2 separate regions of the Homo sapiens genome follow, and region 1 is linked to region 2. Evidence: chromatin loops called from intact Hi-C (ENCODE). Cell type or tissue: Calu3. All regions are shown on one strand. Links, peaks and the distances in the headings refer to the core of each region. The heading gives the core; the rest is flanking DNA. Region 1 holds the start of SLC17A8 (solute carrier family 17 member 8). Region 2 overlaps UTP20 (UTP20 small subunit processome component).

Region 1 (6,967 bases), core at 2,049-6,048, 960 kb after region 2:
TGCGACATCAGCTTGGAGATGAAACCCTGGGAGGGTAAGGTGCTATCTTCCAGGATGCAGTATATTCCATAAATCAACAGTTATGCACCTGTAACGCCAGCATTTTGGGAGGCCAAGGCGGGTGGATCATTTGAAGTCAGGTGTTTGAAACCAGCCTGACCAACATACCGAAACCCCATCTCTACTAAAAATACAAAATTAGCCGGGCATGGTGGTGGGTGCCCGTAATCCCACTATTCAGGAGGCTGAGGCAGGAGAATTGCTTGAACCCAGGAGGCAGAGGTTGCAGTGAGCTGAGATCAAGCCGCTGCATCCAGCCTGGGCGACAGAGTGGGACTCCATCCCAAACAAACAAACAAAAAACCCAACAGTTATGATATGGTGCTGTGTGCCCAGTGGGCAGAACACACAGGTCAAAGAAACAAGGCATGAGAGAAGGAGTGGCCCCACTCGCCATCATTCCCAGTAACCCACCTGAGGAATATCTCATCTCTTCAGCTTAGGCTCTGAGGAGCTAGAAATCCCGATTCACAAGGAAGAATTCTTCCATTTAGGAACACAATGGAAATCCTAGTCAACATATGGTTACGACTGCTGCTCAGTCACTTTGGGGTCCTCGTGCCAAGACCAGAAGACATGGTAAGAAGTCACTACAGTGATAAGGGTCATGGATCCTAATCTTCAGGAGGAATCAGAACTGTCGCTTCATCATGGGAGCAGGAAGAAATATGTTTGGCACCCAGATGATCTGCTGGGACATCTCCTGATACTGCCTTGGCTAGTTTTTAACTGTCAGTGGGCAAATACAGCAACCATGACCTGGTGAGGTTATGTTAACCAGGGATTTAGACCTCTCAGGGATGAAGATCTGGGGCAACCCATCAGACAAGCAAACAGAAGTGAGGGAAATCAAAAAGGGGTGGAGAGGAGGGACCAGTCATCACAGTGGGGCCTGGAGTCTGTCTTAATAACTCTTCTTTGGAAGGCTCCTCAGGAATTACAACCATAGAGTCTTGGAGAAGCTGTACCTGGATGGAGTGAACTTCATGTGAGAAGCAAGTTGATCTGAGCGGTGCAGTGGGTGGGCTGTCATAGACACCATAGCACACTCCCCAGTTCCCCTTGATGGGCAAGCACACTTCTACTTCCAGAGCTGCTAGCAGGTCACGGTTGCTGTATTTTCCCATTTGCAGTTAAAACTAGGCAGGGTGCGGTGGCTCATGCCTGTAATTCTAGCACTTTGGGAGGCCAAGGCAGGAAGATCTCCTGAGCCCAGGAGTTTAAGACCAGCCTAATCAACATGGTGAGACCCCCATCTCTATTATTTTAAAAATTAAAATAAAAAAATAAATAAAACTAGCCCAGGCAGTATCAGGAGATGTCCGAGTGGACCACCTCAGTGCCAAACACATCTCTTCCTGCTCCCGTGATGAGGTGACAGTTCTGGTTCCTCCTGAGGATCAGGACCCATGACCCTTGCCACCATGGTGACTCCTTGCCTGGGCTTCTAGTCCTGGCATGAGGAACCCTGGAGAACTTCCCACTGCTCAGTGGCCTCCAAATAAACCCCTCACCCACCCCCATCAGCCCAGAGCTGATGACTGACTGAGGCAGAGATATAAAAGGCTGCCCCACTTGCCCCAAAGGAAGGACTCAGCACATCGCTTGTGCTCCAGAGCCTTCCCCTTTGGATCTGGCCACTGGGCATTGTGAGCATGCATCCTTGCTTGGCTCTTTCTCCTTTCTGTTTTTTTTTGTTTTGTTTTTTTTGGAGATGGAGTCTCCCTCTGTCGTCCAGGCTGGAGTGCAGTGGTGTGATCTCGGCTCACTGCAACCTCTGCCTCCCGGATTCAAGCAATTCTCCTGCCTCAGCCTCCTGAGTAGCTACGACTATAGGCACATGCCTCTATGCCTGGCTCATTTTTTGTCTTTTAGTAGAGACAGGTTTCACCATGTTGCCCAGGCTGGTCTCAAACTCCTGAGCTCAGGCAATCTGCCTGCCTCGGACTCCCAAAATGCTAGGATTATAGGCATGAGCCACCACACCCAGCCTCTCCTTTCCCTTCTTGTTTTACTCCCTCCCAGTTTTTTCAGGAAGAGCTCATTAAATCACATTCTAGGCTCACCCAAATCCCTGTCTCAGGCTGTGCTTTTTAGGGAACCTACCTAAGACAGAGGTGAAGTAAAGCAGGAAAGAGGGACAGAGAAGAGGGCAGGAGGAGGAGGGCAGGTGAGCTTCATGTTTAAATAGAATGGCCAGGAAAGTGGGGATCTTTGAGCACATACTTGAAGAAAGCGAGGGAATGAGCCATCAGGCTATCTGGGAGGAAAGCATTTAAGCAAAAGAAACAGGGCGAAAGCCGGGACAGGAGTGAATCTGGGGAGTTCTAATAAGAGCCAGGAGGCCGGTGAATCCAGAGTAGAGTGAGGCAGGAAAATGTCACAGATGAACTCAGAGAGCCTTCCAAAAGTCCTAGATCACAGAGGACCTTGAAGGCCATTGAAAGGGCACTGGCTTTAACTCTGAGTGAGGTAGTTTTGAGCAGGGGTGAGATGTGATCTGACTTGGTTTCCTAGAGTCACCCCATTGCAGCCAAGTTGCCTGAGGTCATGCAGGCAGGGAAGTAAAGGATGTTGCAGCAGTTGGAACCCAGGATCACCTGATCTCAGAGCAAGCTTTAACACACTCACCTTTGTTGATGGAGCAGGAAGTGCATATCTGGCACACTCCTGAATGCTGAAGACAGACACGATGCAGGGACTAGTTTCATTTAAAGGGAAGATAGACATACTTGTAAGGAGACCAGACTCCCCTTAAGCCTCCCTTGGAGAAAGCCTTCAATAAAGATGCAACTGATTAGGAGAATAGCCCACACTTGACAGCAGATCCAGAAGTTGCTGGCTACATTGCAGTCCAAGTAGACCTCCCTAAACCTAAATAAGTGGCCCAATATCAAGACAGTGAGTGGGAAGAGGAAAGACACTTGATTACAGGGGTAACATAATGTAGTGATTAAGAATGATGGGCATAGAACATCTGGTTTGAAACCTAGCTCTTCCATTTATAGCTGTGTGACCTTGGGCAAGCTACTTAACCTCTCTGTGCCTCAGTTTTCTCATCTGTAAAATTATTGCTAGATGCTGTGGCTCATGCCTGTAATCCTAGCACTTTGGGAGGCCAAGGAGGCAGTATGGCTTGAGGCCAGGAGTTTGAGGCTGCAGTGAGCTATGATCACATCACTGCACTCCAGCCTAGGCAACAGAGTGAGACCCTATCCCAAAAAAAAGAAAAGTTGTAATTATAGTAATCCCCTCTTCATGGGGATTTTAATAGAATTAAATGAGTTTACAGTGTCTGAAAGATACTGTTTTGTCACTGTTATGTTTTTTAGACATGAACAATTAAAGGACACATAAATTGTAATTTAAATTGAACAAATCTGCATGTCACTTTCTGGACATTAGTTTCCAAGTTTAATGCTTTCTATGTCATCTATATAATTCAATACTAAACTATAAATGAGTGCATCTTCTTTCTTCCTGCACTTCTAAAATATTATTTTACCTTTAGCTGATTAATTGCTCAGCTGCTTCTTATCAATGACTGTTTTCCAGGAAAGCTAATCATGCCTGACTGTAATCAAGCCTGTGTGCGAACTCTCAAATGCTTCCCTGTGCAATTGCCACTCCCCTGACTGTGAGGAACACTGTGATTAAAAAGCATCTCAAGAATTCCATTTAGATGATGACCTCAGCCTCAAACATTATTAGACAGCTGTGATTTACATTGCCTTCTAAGTTACAATGTAGGGGCTTCTAGCTTCCAAAAGCTCCTACAAAACAGAAAACAGTTCTTTGTGATTTTTTTACATGGGATTCTGTCAACTGGTTTTACGTGAAAAGCAGTGAAATGAGAGGGAAATGCCCAGTATGTGCCAGGCTCTGGGCAGGGTCATTTACATACAATTACCTTATACACCTGTGATTAATGCCAAACACGTGGCAGAGCTGGTCTTGATAATTCCTCACTAGAACTGAGGATCAACTTGGATCACCGCTCAAGCAATGTCTGTTTTCGTTTCTTCTGCCAATAATTTCTCTCTATAGATCACTGAAAAAAGGGATTTGACCTTGGCTTTATTTTTTCTAAAGCCATTCTACAATTAGGACAACCATGACAATATCTAGCATTTGTTTAGTGCATTCTCTGTCCCTAGTACTGTGCTAGCTGTTTTTCTATTGTTCTGAGGAAACTATTCAAACAGTCCTAGACACATAGCCCAATTTCTGGTTGAGGTCACACAATTTGGAAAATCGCCAATTTTGTTATATCCCTAAGCAAATCAATTTTGTAAACAAAAAGATCTCCATGTAGCTCCTCCAATCAAACATAGCAAAACCGGCTCTTCGATCAATAATTCCTATTGAAAAAAGCAATCAAATTTCACAAAAAGCAATTAAACTTAAGGTTGAAAAGAAAATTCCTAAGTATTTTTATATCAAATATTTTATAAATGAAGGCAGAGTTTGCTGTTTATAATGGTGACTATGGCCCAACGTCATAGGTTTTTAAATTTATTTTATTTTTTTATTTTTTGAGACAGAGTCTGACTCTGTCACCCTAGCTGGAGTGCAGAGACGCAATCTTGGCTCGCTGCAACCTTGAATGTCTGGGCTCAAGCAATACTCCCACTTCTTGGGAAGCTGAGATGACAGGCATGCACCATCATGCTGGCTAATTTTTTGTATTTCTGTAGAGACATGGTCTCTCTATGTTCCCCAGGCTAGTCTCGAACTTCTGGCCTCAAGCGATCCTCCCACTTCCGCCTCCCAAAGTGCTGGGATTACAGGCGTGAGCCACTGCGCCCGGCCTATGGTTTTTATTCTTGACTTTGCCAGATTCCTTTGTCATTACTTGAATAAGCCAATTAAGCTATCGTGCTTATTATGCAAAAATTATTTTTGCGTTTCTAATCAAATGAACGCCAACACAATAAGACGTTACCTGGGGAGTGCTCAACGGAAGGATAAAACACTCTGAAAAAAATGTTATTGTAATTTTTTCTATATTTGGCTGGTTTATGCTGCTGTCACTGAGCTAGGTTTTCATCTAGACATGCTAATTCAGTGTAGGTCTGATTGAAGCTTTTTTGTTTCTAATTACTAAAATAATAAGGTGTCCAACTCTTTTTTCTTATTAGGAAAGTTAATATTAACAGTGATACCATGGAAAATTTAACACTGACAGGAGCATATGTGTTTTAAAACACAAGAAATGGGATGAATCTCAGATTGCCTGGAAATAGTCATTTAAATGAAAAAGTTTTTAAATTTAAGAGATAATAGAAAAGTTAAAAGGACACACCAGATGGCATTTTCACTCACCAGGATTAGAAATAATCATCCAAACAAATAAAAAGTGTATCAAAGTTATTTTTCACATTTATTTATATCAGAGAGATAAAGCAGTCATTTTACCTTGCACATAAGGACCACTTATGAAATCATTTATATAATTTGAGAAGGCATTTACTATGTCTATAAAAATTCATAAATTAAACTGTCACATTAATTCAATCATTTATAGCAAACTCTCCTTCCATTAATATATTTTACTTTAAAAAATATTTACTTTTTGGTTTGGACTAAAATCTCATTCAATTCAGTGATAGTACTTAACATTTTCCCACTGCAATTATGTGAGATTTTCTGCTTCAAAGACATTTTTTAAGTTACTTCCTTCAAATTAATGTGTAACTATCCTTCTCTTTGCAAACTATACAATCAGGAACCACTTTATGTATTTTATTAAATAAGCTAAAAATTGCAAATATTTAATTTTCATTTATAGTGGATTCAGTGAAAAACATAAAAATTATTTCAGTTCAAGGCATATTTGTCATTACTAATGAGTTAACATAAAATATTATCTCCCTAAATATTTTCTAATTCAATGCCAAACATACCATATGCAATATCATCATCTCCAGAAAGTGCTAATCCAGCTATATAAACAGCATATTTGTCTTGATCTTTTCCTAATACAACCCAATACTATTCATGCATCTGTTTTTCCTCCAGGCATAGACTACTGGAGCTAGAAGGGGCTCCAGAAGGATCTAATCTGACCCATCCTCTCCTCATTAAAGTGTGGTTTTAAAAACGTGATACCAAGTCTCTCACACATTGGCAATACGAAGCTACTCAGAAAGGAACTAAAGTTCGCATTCAAACTTTACCTTTGTAAAATTCCCAAAGAATCTCCCACGGCGTTCTTCACTCCTTCCTTCCCAGGTTTCAGAATTTTTTCTTTGAAGGTATCAAATGCTTTAAAAGGCATTTTGAATGAGGGGCACCTCTGAGCCGTTAACAGTCAGTCTCAAAAACTGTCATCCTTCCTCATTTCCAGTGTGAGAACCACCTTGTTTCCCTTGGTGAACACCTGGAAGTCAGTTCTCGTGGAGGGAACTACTCAAAATCAAAAAGGAGATGAAACCCAGCTCGGATCTTCCAAGATAAGACAACTCCCTCCTCTCTCTGCTCCCCACCCCTCCAAAAAAGAGTCCAAGGGGTGTCTGGCTGGGAATTCAGTCCCTTGCAAAAGCTGCACGCTCTGCAGCAGCCTGTGGCAGCTGTCTCAGGCAGCCACTCTCAGACTGAGCGCAGCCTCTCTCCCTCCCTGGGCTGCAGCTGGGGACGCTAACATGAGCTCCGGACCACCAGGAGTCCTGAGACCAGCAGCAGTATCCGTGGCCTAGCTCCAGCCCCTCCAGCCAGCCGCGTCCCCCTCCTGCCCCACCCCAGCTCGCCTGCCGCTCTCACCAAGTGAGACTTTCCAAGGTGATGCTATAGTAACCGGCACAATACCTGCCCCTCAGCCGCCTGGGCTTATGAATGGGCTCTCAGCCAGAGCAGGCACCCAGAGAGAAATTTATGAAACATTTACAGCCCTTTGCTTTTCTGAGGT
Region 2 (6,967 bases), core at 955-4,954:
CATGGGAAATGTAGCCTGAGATGTGAGAAGTCCACCGCAGACAACAGGTATTAGAGTGAGAGGTAGCTGATAGTTACCATTCTTGAAATGCCTCACAGGTTCAAACAGCAGGTCTAAGAATATCTGGATCTCCTCAGGTTGGGTCCCGGCCAGGAACCGCAGGACAATGGCCATGCGGGTGCCTGAAGCAGATTTCCCCTGAGTTTTACTCCCAGTCTTATTCTTCATTCGCCCATACAAAATTCTGAAAAGGCAAAAGCACATTATTTGTTTGCACATTAATTCTAAAATATGAGTTGTTTTATTTGCCTAAAAGGCTAGAAGAGCAACTCAATAGATTTAAATGGATATATTATAAAACACAGAAACATGAAAATAGAAATTAGATATTTAACACAGACAATGAAAAAAGTCAACAACAAAATAAGGCTAAGAGAGCTGGGTGCAGTGCTACGTGCCTGTAGTCCCAGCTACCTGAGGGGCTGAGGCCAGAGGATCACTTGAGCTCAGGAGTTTAAAGCCAGCCTGGGCAACTTAGTGAGACCACGTCTCTATAAAAAAATTCAAAAATTCAAACAAAACACAACAAAAAACAAAGCTAAGGGAAGCAGGAAGGACAAAGGCCAGAAGGTGGTTTGTTATGGGAGAAAAAGTAGGCAAATCAAAGGTAAGTCTAATGAAGAAAAAATGAAAATGAGAATATATAGATTAAAAGGAAATAAGAGAATACAATTGTAAGTAAAATAAGGAAGCTGGAAACAGTTCAATGAAAAAGCTAATTTTCAGGAAAACACATAAATATAAATAAATAAAAGGAACTTGAGAAGAAAACCCACAGAGACCGATACTTATTGGAAAACACAAAGCTAATACAGTTTACAAGTGGGCTTTTTAAACTTTCAAGGAAAAAAAATAATTTCTATGCTATGAAGTTTCATAGCAGAGAGAAAGAGGGAAACAGTCTTTTCTCATTTATTAATGTGGCATAATTGTGATATTGAGAAGGGTTAATGAAAATAAAACTACATGCCAATCTTGCTTACAAACATAAAATACAACATTTGTAACTATAGTATCCAGTGCTGCACTGAAATCAAATAAGGATTGCCCCAGGAAATGCAAGAAAGAGTCATTAGTAAAATCTACTAGATTAATACAGATTAATCGTTCCTGGTAAAAGTTAATATAATCATTTTAATATATGTTCAACAAACTTGATGAACTCTGTTACACTAAAATCCATCTATCTTGCACTTTGAATGAATCTTTTACCCATACATGATACTATTACATGCATCAGTTACTTGGAAAATATTCGTTTACTAAGTTATGCAGAAATGTCAAATGTTGACACATTTCACTGCAAACCAAAAAAAGAAATTTGTTTATTAACATTTGTTAATATCATTAATCATCTCATCAGAAAAGTCTTTAAGCATTGGGAAGATGTCAGGTTCATAGTACCAGATAAAAGTTTTCTCCAATCCTAATTTCCACTTGAATGCTAGAATTTAGTTATTGGAAATAAATGCTGACAGTTGTTTTCCTTGAAGTGGCAGGCTCACTGCGTTCATGTTCAAGAAAATGCCTGTGAAAAGAATCCTAGCGTATATGTCTTACAAATAAGAAAAGTAGCTAGTTCAGCTTGTACATCAAATACTCACACGGGTGCCATTCATTGAGACAGCCCATGCACAGCAAAAGTATTTTATGCATTCTTCCCACTTTATCATACATGTACTCAGGGTCAAGACTCATCAAGTGTGTTTGTTTGTTAAATAACTCCAAGTATGTGGCAATGAAGAATGACTAGTAGAATTTGGTGCCACCGTCTTGATTCATGTGCTAGGGTACTAGGAGTTTTACCCACCATTGTTTTTGCCTTGTCAGTACAAATGTCAACACAGTGAAAAAGATAATGTCTTAGTAGTAGTAGCATAAAAAACTTTTGGCCAGCAGCAGAGGCTCAAACTACTTGAAGAAGGCATCGCTGATAAGGACACATTTGAGATGAGACCAAATGAATGAGATGTCAGCTGGCATGTCTTCTATGCAGAGGGATGAGCAAGTGCAAAGAATTTAAAGTGGGTTCTGAGAGAGGTGGTAAACAGGAAGAAATATGGTTATAGATATCATTTGAAGCCACCATATCAAGCCCTGTAGGTAGCAGTAAGGACTTTCTATTATATTCTGAGTAAAATGAGATGTCAAAAGGTTTGTAAACAGGGGACTAACATAATCTGTGACTGCTATTACCATTTGTGATTTTTTTAATAGAGAAAATACAAGAAAACCCAATGACAACTACTAACGCTAATAAAAGTTTTGTCATGTGGATGGCTAAATAACACAAAAATCAATAGCTTTTATATATAATTAGTTATGTAGCAAAAATAAGCTAAAAAATATAAAATGGAAAATTCCCTCTACAAGAACAAAACGTAGTTATAAAATGAAAACACTTTATTGAAAGACTACAAAAAAGGAATGATTTGAATAAATGAATATAAATACTGATGCAACTTCTCCTCAAATCAAAAGGGGAAATTACTTTGGGAAAATCAAAGTAAATGTTCATCTAGATTCTAGAAAAAACCAAAATATTTTGGAAAGAAAGGACTAATGAGATTTGTGATTGTTATTATAAACAAACCAGTGCAGAATTGGAACAAGGCAGATTAATGTAAAACCAGCAAAAGCCAACTGAAGAGTCAATTATACATGGATATTTAGTGCATATTAAAAGTGGCACTCTGGCTGGACGTGGTGGCTCATGTGTGTAATCATAGCACTTTGGGAAGCCAAGGTGGGGGGACAGCCTGAGCTCAGGAGTTTTGAGACCAGCCGGGACAACATCTCTACAAAAAAATACAAAAATTTTCAGCTGGTGAAACTCCGTCTCTACAAAAAAATACAAAAATTAACTGGGCGTTTTGGCACGTGCCTGTAGTCCCAGGTACATGGGGAGCTGAGGCGGGAGGATCGCTCGAGCCCAAGAGATCGAGGCTGCAGTGAGCTGTGCTGGCACCACTGCCTTCCAGCCTGGGTGACAGAGAGAGACCTCGTCTCTGAAATAAATAAATAAATAAATAAATAAATAAATAAATGTGGCTCTCAAATCAGTAGAGAAAGTTTAGACTTTTTTAAAAAAATTATTATTATTTATTTATTTATTTTTTTATTTTTTTGAGACAGAGTCTCGCTCTGTCATCCAGGCTGGAGTACAGTGGCGCGATCTCAGCTCACTGCAACCTCCACCTCCCGGGTTCAAGTGATTCTCCTGCCTCAGCCTCCCAAATCGCTGGGATTACAGGCACGTGCCACCACGCCCAGCTTATTTTGGTATTTTTAGTAGAGTTGGGGTTTCACCATGTTGGTCAGGCTGGTCTCCAACTCCTGACCTCGGGATCCATCCACCTCCGCCTCCCAAAGAGCTGGGATTACATGCGTAAGCCACCAGGGGGCGTCCAGCTGAAAGTCTGGATTTTTTAAGTGAAATGGTATTGCGACAATTGGGTAACACTATTTGGAAAGAAATTAGGTTTAATCCTTACTTCATTTCATACATCAAAATAAATTCCAGATGAATAAAATAATCAAATTAAAACAAACAGAATGAGAAGAAAACAGAGAGGAATATTATTTACCTGGTTTTAGAAAATACAAGTTGTCAGACATTAAAAAAAAATTTCATGAGAAAATAAACACAAATGACCCATAATCTTTTAAAACAATTCATCTTCACTAGTAAACCTAAAATATGTGAAGTCATACAACATGATATCATTTATCACTGACAAATTAGCAAGAATTAAAACAATCAAAAAATAATAACAACAAACACCCTAGTGTTGGAATGGTGTGAAACAGGCATCCTACTGCTGGTAGGAATATAAAGTGGTTCAAACTTATGGTTGGAAAGAAGTAGTTCTGAACAACAATTTGGTAATATACACCAAAAAGTTTTAAAATTTTCATCAATTTTCCTATCAAGAATCTATTCTAATCCATCAATCGAATAAGATTTATAGGTATTCAATGTAAGATTTTCTATTTTGCAAAAAAACCAAAATAAACAACAAAAACTACAGACAGGCAAAATGCTCAACACAAGTAAATGACAGCTTGTCTATATGATGAAGAATCACATTTTGAAACATTTCATGATCTAAGAAAATTCTTGTAAAATATTAAGTGAAAAAAGGTTATAAAACGTTTTATAAAATATCATCTCAATTTTCTTTCAAAAACTTGTATGGGTGTATTATTTAGATGTTTTTTGGTAGCTTGTATTCAACTACTCTGGACTTCATACAACCATCTGCTTTTTACTCTTAGAAATTTAAAATATACAAGTATTGCGGATGTTTCCTATTTACTATTGTTTTTGAGATTATAAAGTTGATAGTTATTTTTGAGTGTTTGGATATAAGATGATTTCTGCTTTCTATTTTTATTGTTTCTGTAATCCACCAATAACTGTAATTTTGTATATTCACTTATTCACTCCCTCAAATATTTTTATGTCTATTATAGTAAAGTTCTTAAAGCTTGCTATAAATGGAATCTTAATGCTGGCTACAAATGGAACTAAACAGAGCCATTAGATAAGTGCTAGCAGAGTCCCTGAGCATATCTGAACCAGCTCCTATTAAGGAAACAGAAGCCCAGTGGATCTAAAAGACTTTCTCTATCTGATAGAACTACACAGTAGGGGGCTGGACCAAAAGCAAACCTGTTAAATCCCAATCCCATGATCTTTCCAATTCTCATCATTCCAGAGCTGGTGAGATGAAAGATTTAAGCTTCATTTTTCTTTATACCCAGCATATATAAACTTTGTATTATTTATGGATCATCTTTTTGCTCTACCATTTATAATTAAAGGAATAATAACATCATTAAATATCACATGATATTTGGAAAACAGAGTGAAATATTTCTACTGTATCTCAACAGTAAAATTTAGGAAAATATTAAATTTAATTATATTATTGTCACAATAATACTATGGTAAGATCTTCTTTATATTAGGGCCCAGGCGCAGTGGCTCACGCCTGTAATCCCAGCACTTTGGGAGGCAGAGGCGGGTGGATCGCCTGAGGTCAGGAGTTCAAGACCAGCCTGGCCAACATGGTGAAACTCTTTCTCTACTAAAAATACAAAAATTAGCCAGGCATGGTGGCGCACGCTTGTGATCCCAGCTACTCAGGAGGCTGAGGCACAAGAATAGCTTGAACCTGGGAGGGCGGAGGTTGCAGTGAGCTGAGATCACACCACTGCACTCCAGCCTGGGTGACAGAGCGAGACTCCCTCTAAAAAAAAAATAAATAAAGATCTTTCTTTATGTTAGGAACAAAATTTAGTCTCTATACCAATTTGGCTTCTCCCAAAGGTACAATTCAAAAAAAAAGCAGCTGGCGGTGATGGCTCACATTTGTAATCTTAGCACGTTGGGAGGCCAAGGTGGGAGCATCACTTGAGCCTGGGAGGTCTAGGCTGCAATGAGCTGTGATCATGCCACTGCACTCCAGCCTGGGTGACAGAGCAAGACCCCATCTCCAAAGAAAATGCAATCAAAAGAAAATAGAAAATGAAATATTCTATTACAGTTGTTGAAAGAACCATAATACTGTACTCACAATTGTGTTTGTTATTAACTTTTTAAAAATCAGTGTTTGAACAGCATAAATACCTCATCAGAATAGGAAATAGATCTGCTCGGTGGGCTGTTTTCACTACAGCATTATCTTCTGAAATGCTAAAATGCACTATCTCTTCCTTAAAGCTTCTGTCTTCAAGCAACCTTTGTAAGTTTTCCCTTTAAAAACAGAGAACAGCACAAATCACCACTTTATCAACAGTGCTTTTGAATAATGAAAGAGTGAAATATGTACACAGAGTAATAACTAAAATAAGGTATATAGTACATATTATGGTTGATATCCATAAAGGAAAATCCTCAAAAAAATCTCCTAAAATGACAGATTTGTACATTTCAAAAGGTATAACGGATTAGAAAAGATTAGATTCTGTCCATAACTCAGCTGTTTAAAAAAGCATGATACAAAAAGCTTTCCTCAGTTCTTAGAGTGACTTTGATTCTCTAAGTAACCACCAAGATTCTATGGCATTATATTAATAAGAAGAGGAAAATGACATAATATTTACAACACAGTTTTAAAATTAACATTCTCTATTTTAGTATCATGGAGAACAACCCAACAAATATACTACTCGTTTTCATTTCTTGCTTGGAAATACGATGACCTCAGAAAAAAGGGAAACTTTCTAGGCCTTTAATAAATTATTCTAGAAGAGGCTCTTAGGCAGAAATATAAAAATCAGCTGAAGAAATAACAGTTCTTTAAGCTTCAAGTAACTTACCTGTAAGGGAGGACATGAGGATGTTTATATGTCATTATGCAATCCAAGGTTATTTTTTGCACCATTTGATCTTGGTGTAGCAACAACTAAGAACAGTATTTTACAGAATTAATGAAGTCATATATACATATACCATAGGATAGCAATTTACTTGTGGTTATTTGCTAAATGAGATTTGAAAAATTCTAAATTTTTACACAAGACCTAAACCTGATTGCTAACAACAGCTTCACATTTTCCTGGAAGTAAAAAAAGATGAACAGAATATATGCAAAGTAAAAATGGAAACAAAACTCTCTGACACCTGCATCCCACAGTCATACCCTGGGGTCTACCAGCTTTTGGGTGAGGCCAATCCTCTCTCTCTTTCTCTTTTTTTTTTCAAACAGAGTCTTGCTCTGTTTTCCAGGCTGGAGTGCAGTGATACGATCTCGACTCACTGCAACCTCTGCCTCCTGGGTTCAAACGATTCTCCTGCCTCAGCCTCCCGAGAAGCTGGAACCACAGGCACCCACCACCACACTTGGCTAATTTTTTTGTTTTTGGTAGAGACGCAGTTTCACCATGTTACCCAGGCTGG

What was found. Peaks named below come from ENCODE experiments on the same cell type or tissue, not always from the same donor. Only the 100,000 strongest peaks of a DNase experiment are listed, where the experiment ranks them.
Region 1: it touches region 2 in a loop (3-fold over the local background); 4 of 110 quality-filtered maps call a loop at or near these places.

Annotation. Positions count from the first base shown.
Region 1 is chr12:100,356,765-100,363,731 of GRCh38, reverse strand. It overlaps SLC17A8 (solute carrier family 17 member 8), which reads right to left and starts at 6,658. Exons shown (of 12, transcript NM_139319.3): 1 at 6,240-6,658. The coding sequence starts at 6,340. RefSeq lists enhancers at 6,207-6,707, 6,708-6,967. In Calu3, for the core only: no CTCF peak of the experiment used is centred there; a DNase peak (open chromatin) is centred at 3,671.
Region 2 is chr12:101,320,358-101,327,324 of GRCh38, reverse strand. It overlaps UTP20 (UTP20 small subunit processome component), which reads right to left. Exons shown (of 62, transcript NM_014503.3): 24 at 6,388-6,473; 25 at 5,696-5,821; 26 at 78-244. Among named protein-coding and RNA genes, the nearest start is that of UTP20, 44 kb to the right of the region's middle. In Calu3, for the core only: CTCF peaks have their summits at 3,236 and 3,437 (motif pointing right); a DNase peak (open chromatin) is centred at 3,444.